Regions from separate parts of the Homo sapiens genome. Here region 2 is linked to region 1. Evidence: chromatin loops called from intact Hi-C (ENCODE). Cell type or tissue: CD14-positive monocyte. All regions are shown on one strand. Each heading gives the region's core, and the rest is flanking DNA. Links, peaks and the distances in the headings are about the cores only.

What was found. Peaks named below come from ENCODE experiments on the same cell type or tissue, not always from the same donor. Only the 100,000 strongest peaks of a DNase experiment are listed, where the experiment ranks them.
Region 2: a loop joins it to region 1, with 2.1 times the contacts of the local background. A loop is called at or near these places in 4 of 110 quality-filtered maps.

The regions. Positions count from the first base shown.
Region 1 is chr2:70,053,424-70,056,336 of GRCh38, reverse strand. All of the region lies in intron 5 of PCBP1-AS1 (PCBP1 antisense RNA 1), which reads left to right. It also overlaps a transcript of ASPRV1 not described here. Among named protein-coding and RNA genes, the nearest start is that of PCBP1-AS1, 32 kb to the left of the region's middle. In CD14-positive monocyte, for the core only: no CTCF peak of the experiment used is centred there; no DNase peak of the experiment used is centred there; H3K27ac peaks cover 277 bases.
Region 2 is chr2:69,996,126-69,999,038 of GRCh38, reverse strand. It overlaps PCBP1-AS1 (PCBP1 antisense RNA 1), which reads left to right. Exons shown (of 11, transcript NR_033872.1): 8 at 2,151-2,353. It also overlaps a transcript of ASPRV1 not described here. Among named protein-coding and RNA genes, the nearest start is that of ASPRV1, 36 kb to the right of the region's middle. RefSeq lists a silencer at 1,337-1,591. In CD14-positive monocyte, for the core only: no CTCF peak of the experiment used is centred there; a DNase peak (open chromatin) is centred at 1,568; H3K27ac peaks cover 472 bases.

The DNA.
Region 1 (2,913 bases), core at 84-2,583:
ACCGCGCCCGGCCTTAACCACTTTTAAGTCTTTACATTTTGGTAGTCTTAGGTATATTCACATTTTGTGCAGCAGATCTCCAGAACTTTTTCATCTTGCAAAACTGAAACTCTGTACCCATTAAACAACAACTCTTCTTGCCCTACCCCTCCTTTCTCTCTGGTACCACCATTCTACTTTCTGTTTCTATGAATTTGGATACTTTACTACCTCATATAAATAGAGTTATACGGTATTTTTGTGTGTGTGATGGGCTTATTTTACTTAGCATAATGTGTTAGGGTTCATTCATGCTCTAGCATGTGACAGGATTTGTTTCTGGTTTAAGGTTGAATAATAATCCATTTTATGTATGCATCATAGTTTAGCCATTCATTCATCAATACGTTGCCTTTTTAAAAATTTTAATTTTTAATTTTTTTGTAGAGACGGAGTCTTGCTATGTTGCCCAGGCTGGTCTTGAACTCCTCACCTCAAGCGATCCTCCCGTCTTGGCCTCCCAAGTGTCAGGATTACGGGCATGTGCTATCACACCCAACCTGATACATTGCCTTTATAAATTTTTTTTTCTTTATTCTAAAAACCAGAAAAAACAAAACTGGATACATGTGCAGAACATGCAGGTTTGTTACATAGCTGTACGTGTGCCATGGTGGTTTGCTGCACCTATTGACCTATCCTGTAAGTTCCCTCCCCTCACCCCCACCCCCCAACAGCCCTGATGTGTGTTATTCCCTTCTCTGTATCCATGTGTTCTCAATGTTCAGCTCCCACTTATGAGTGAGAATGTGTGGTGTTTGGTATTATGTTCCTGTGTTAGTTTGCTGAGGATGATTCCAGCTTCATCCATGTCCCTGCAAAGGATATGATCTCATTGCTTTTTATGGCTGCATAGTATTCCATGGTTTATATGTACCATATTTTCTTTATCCAGTCTATCATTAATGGGCATTTGGGTTGGTTCCATGTCTTTGTTATTGTAAATAGTGCTGTAATAAACATACGTGTGCGTGTCTTTTTCTTTTTTTTGAGACGGAGTCTTGCTCTGTCGCCCAGTGGCATCAGAGTGTAGTGGCACGATCTCTGCTCACTGCAACCTCCACCTCCCAGGTTCCAGTGATTCTCCTGCCTCAGCCCTCCTGAGTAGCTGGGATTACAGGCGTGCGCCACCACGCCTGGCTAATTTTTGTATTTTTAATAGAGACAGGGTTTCACCACGTTGGCCAGACTGGTCTCAAACTCCTGACCTCAGGTAATCCACCTGTCTCGGCCTCCCAAAGTGCTGGGATTATAGGCGTGAGCCACCTCGCCTGTCCTGAGTGTTTTTTAAAAGTACTTTGCTTCACCTTATAAATGTGATCCTGAAAAGCTGGGTATAAACATTGTACGTATATATATGTATGTATGTATGTATGATGGATAGTTTAAGGGGTGGTTAAATAATATCTTAGTTAACTTTACAGCAAAGAGGAGACTCTTTTTTGTCTTGTGAATGATCCCCAACTTTATGTCTCAGATGTTTGTATTAGAGATTTTTCTTGAAGTAAAACCTACCTCTACTAGGAATGGAACCAAAAAGGGGGAGATGTGGTTATTTGAAATTGAAGATAGCTGTATATACCAGGACATCCCATCGTTTGTCTTACTTTACCCACTTCTCCATTTGTTTTACCAGCATCTCTGTTTTCCTGTTCCATGCACTAGAAATCCTGGAGCCCTCTTATTATTTTATTATTTATTTATTTATTTATTTATTTATTGAGACGGAGTCTTGCTCTGTCACCCAGGCTGGAGTGCAGTGGCGCGATCTCGGCTCACTGCAAACTCCGCCTCCCGGGTTCACACAATTCTGCCTCAGCCTCCTGAGTAGCTGGGACTACAGGCGCCTGCCACCGCGCCGGGCTAATTTTTTTGTGTGTATTTTTAGTAGAGACGGGGTTTCACCGTGGTCTTGATCTCCTGACCTTGTGACCCACCCGCCTCGGCCTCCCAAAGTGCTGGGATTACAGGTGTGAGCCACCGCGCCCACCTATTTTTTATTTTTTGAGACGGAGTCTCACTCTGTCACCCAGGCTGGAGTGCAGTGGCACGATACCGGCTTACTGCAACCTCCGTCTCCTGGGTTCAAGCGATTCTCCTGCCTCAGCCTCCTGACTAGCTGGGATTACAGTAGAGACGGGGTTTCACCATTTTGGCCAGGCTGGTCTTGAACTTCTCACCTTGTGATCCACCCGCCTCAGCCTCCCAAAGTGCTGGGATTACAGGCGTGAGCCACCGCGCCTGGTGAGCCCTCTTATTTTTATAACATGCTTCCTATGTGTTGATTTTGTTTTCCCTATTAGGGTAAATTTTTGAAGGCAGGAGGCATCTCTTATATCCTGTAGTGATGAGCATAATACGAGTTGTTCAATAAATACACATTTGGCAAAGATGAGAGAGGTGGAGAGAGAAAGAGGTTCCTCTGCTGAAGAAGTGTGATTACTTTTGGGTTTTGTCTACCTCATGTGGTACCCATTTCTAGCAGGGAATTTCTTCCACTTGCAGACCAAGTGTGTTGGGGACTTGAGATGCGTACATGAGTGTGATGTTTCCTGCTGAAAGCACAGGTAAGAGAGCTGAAGCCAGATTGGGGCCTGAAGAATCAGACTTGATAGTTTGTAGACTTCTGTGATAACCCTGAGGAGAGAATCTCAGGTTTCTATCCTCTGCTTAACAACAAGCCTGAATATTTAACTATAAGCAGGGCAGCTGGACCTGAATGTGCTTTAGGCGTCTTAAATTCAGTAGTACATAGTAGGAATGTTTGATAAAAGTGATTTTACTTTTTTTGTCAATAGTGTATGAAAGCACTTAACACAGAGCCTGGCTTATAGTTGGTGTCCAAGAGGTGACAGAGAGTATGTGAGAAATGTT
Region 2 (2,913 bases), core at 316-2,815, 58 kb after region 1:
CACTGTCATTGACCTCCACCTGGGGCAGCCCCCAGTCCCTGGCCCAGAGACAGTCCTGTGGGCCCTCAGAGTCCCTGTGTCGCTGCTGCTGTTACTGCTATGGCTCTTGGCCTGTGCCCGACTGCTGACTGCCATCAAGCCCACTGTGTTGGGGTTTCCTGTCAGTCATGCCCGGAGCCCTGCCTCTAGCCAGTGCCCTCTCCCAGCCTGGTTTCTTTCGAGCATTTCCTGCGGGTTAGCTCTGGGGATCTTTTCCTAGCCTGTTCTTACCTGTGTTATTGCCAGAAAGAAATCTTTTTTTTTTTTTTTTGAGACGGAGTCTTGCTCTGTCACCCAGGCTGGAGTGCAGTGGCGTGATCTCTGCTCACTGCAAGATCCGCCTCCCGGGTTCACGCCATTCTCCTGCCTCAGCCTCCTGAGTAGCTGGGACTACAGGCGCCCACCACCGTGCCCGGCTAATTTTTTTTTGTATTTTTAGTAGAGACGGGGTTTCACCGTGGTCTCGATCTGACCTCGTGATCCACCCGCCTCAGCCTCCCAAAGTGCTGGGATTACAGGCGTGAGCCACTGCGCCCGGCACCAGAAAGAATTCTTCACAGTTGCTGGCATTTTTATGGCCTTTCCCCAGTTTCTTTAGCAGATGCATATTTTTCTCTGTTTCAGATTTGCTAGGTTCTTTTTTTTTTTAAGTGACTTTTTAAAGGATCTTTTCTTATTGGGGAATGACAAACATAAAGTCACAAATCCTAAGCATACATCTCAGTGAATTTTTACATAGGTATTCACTATGTCCCCACTACCCTGATCAAGAGACTTCTTTTAGCGTTAAGAAGCTATTGGTGGGAGGTTGGGTGGAGAGGGAAATCATAAATGTGTCCCCACACTGCTTTTTTTTTTTTTCTAGAACTATCAGGAAATGGTGTGAGGAGGGGAGCCACATATGAATTTCGGCTTTATAAAGGGGTATGGAGAGCACAGCGGTTAGAAGTCAGGCTGGTCATGAGCTGGTCCTGCCCCTCACTAGCCCTGAGACTTTCTATGCCTCAGTTTCAACAACTGTAAAATGGGAGTAGAATACAGCTCCTGTCTCATAGCATTGTCATGAAGATTACATGAGGCAGTGCACGTAAGTGCACAAAAAATGTCAATTGTTGTTTCTCTTGTTATTAATAACGATGAGGAAGAGGCGGCCGTAACCGTGGTTCTTAACTAGGAGTATGTGTCAGAATCACCTGGGGCACTTTTGCAAAAATACACATGCTTGACCCGGCCAGATCAACTGAGTCAGGATCTAGATTTTAAATGCCTCCCCAGGTCATTCTGTTGCTCATCTGTGGTTCAGTGCCATCGGGCTGGAGGTGGCCATGACTGGAAGCAGGGAAGCCAGCAGGCGGCCCCTGCCAGAGAGCAGGTGTGGCAGGAGGAGGACGCAGCTGGGGCAGGGCTGGCGAGGAGGAGAGCAGAGCTGACTTGAGGCAGACAGGAGAGGTGGCCAAGACATGGTGACTTTGCACAGGGGAGGGAGGAAGGAGGAGAAGCCCGGGGTGACTCACAGGTGCTGACTTGGACAAGTGTGGTGGAGGATGAGCCAGGGTAGGGACTACAGGAAGAGAAGTGGTGGGGGCAGGGCACAGAGATTGTGACAATTCCTTCTGGGCTCCTGGTGAGGATAAGTCAGTATTTAGATCTCTAGGCCTAGGTCGGTACTATGGTTCTGGGAGATGTTGGTGCGGAGGAGATGGATAAAGCCATGGGCTTGGTCATTGAGTAAAATGTAGAGGGCAGAGGAGGGCCAAGTTCACAAGCATCCTCCTCTGCAAAGGCCTGCGTCCATTTTTTTTTTTTTTTTTTAATAGACTGGGTCTTGCTCTGTCACCCAGGCTAGAGTGCAGTGGTGCGATCATAGCTCACTGTAGCTTTCAACTTCTGGGCTTAAGCCATCCTCCTGCCTTAACTTCTCAAAGTGTTGGAACTATAGGCGTGAGCCCCACACCCAGCCTCCTTGTGTGTCCACTTCTTATTCTGCCTTACCTAGAAATAGAGAAGAGCTTGTTTCTCATGCAATAACCCCTGCTGAGGACTGTTGGAAAATAAACTGTCCCCTCATCTGAAGATGAATAATAACTTTGGGTCATTTTCTTTCTTTACAGGTCACAGAATTTTCCACACTCCTTGACAGAGGTGCTTAACCCTTATCCATCAGCATTCTCAGACAGCACCTCCGGTTAGGGACAGTATCTGACCGTCCGACATCCCTGCAGCCCCCATGTGTCACACAGACTCAGCCTCAGGTAGATGGTTTCCGTAGATGGTGGCTTTCTTTGGACCCTTGACATCAACCAGTTACTATTTGGTAAGAACTTAAGTCATTCCAGTGCCTCTCTCAGAAGCATTTGCATTTAGAATTTCAGGTGTCATAGAAGTAATGAAAGACGTTGCATTCCTGAAGGAATGAATAAATTATTCATTTTGTTGTTCTGGAACATCACTGCCCACTAGAATTTACCATGATGATAGTAATGTTCTCTGTGCTGTTCCATGAAGTAGCTACTGGCCACATGTGGCTATTGAACATTTGAGATGTGTCCAGTGTGACTGAGGAACTGGATTTTTTCATTTTAATGAATTAAAATTGAATTTTTTTTTTGAGACAAGGTCTTACTCTGTCACCCACGCTGGAGTGCAGTGCTGTGATCATGGCTCATTGCAGCTTTGACCTCCTGGGCTCACATAATTCTCCCACCTCAGCCTCCCAAGTAGCTGGGACCACAGGTGTGTGCCACCACACCCAGCTAATTGTTTTTTTTTTTTTTTTTTTTTTTTTGAGAGATGGGGGTCTCCCTATATTGCCCAGGCTGGTCTCAAACTCCTGGGCTCAAGCGATCCTCCCTTGGCATCCCAAAGTGCTGGGAT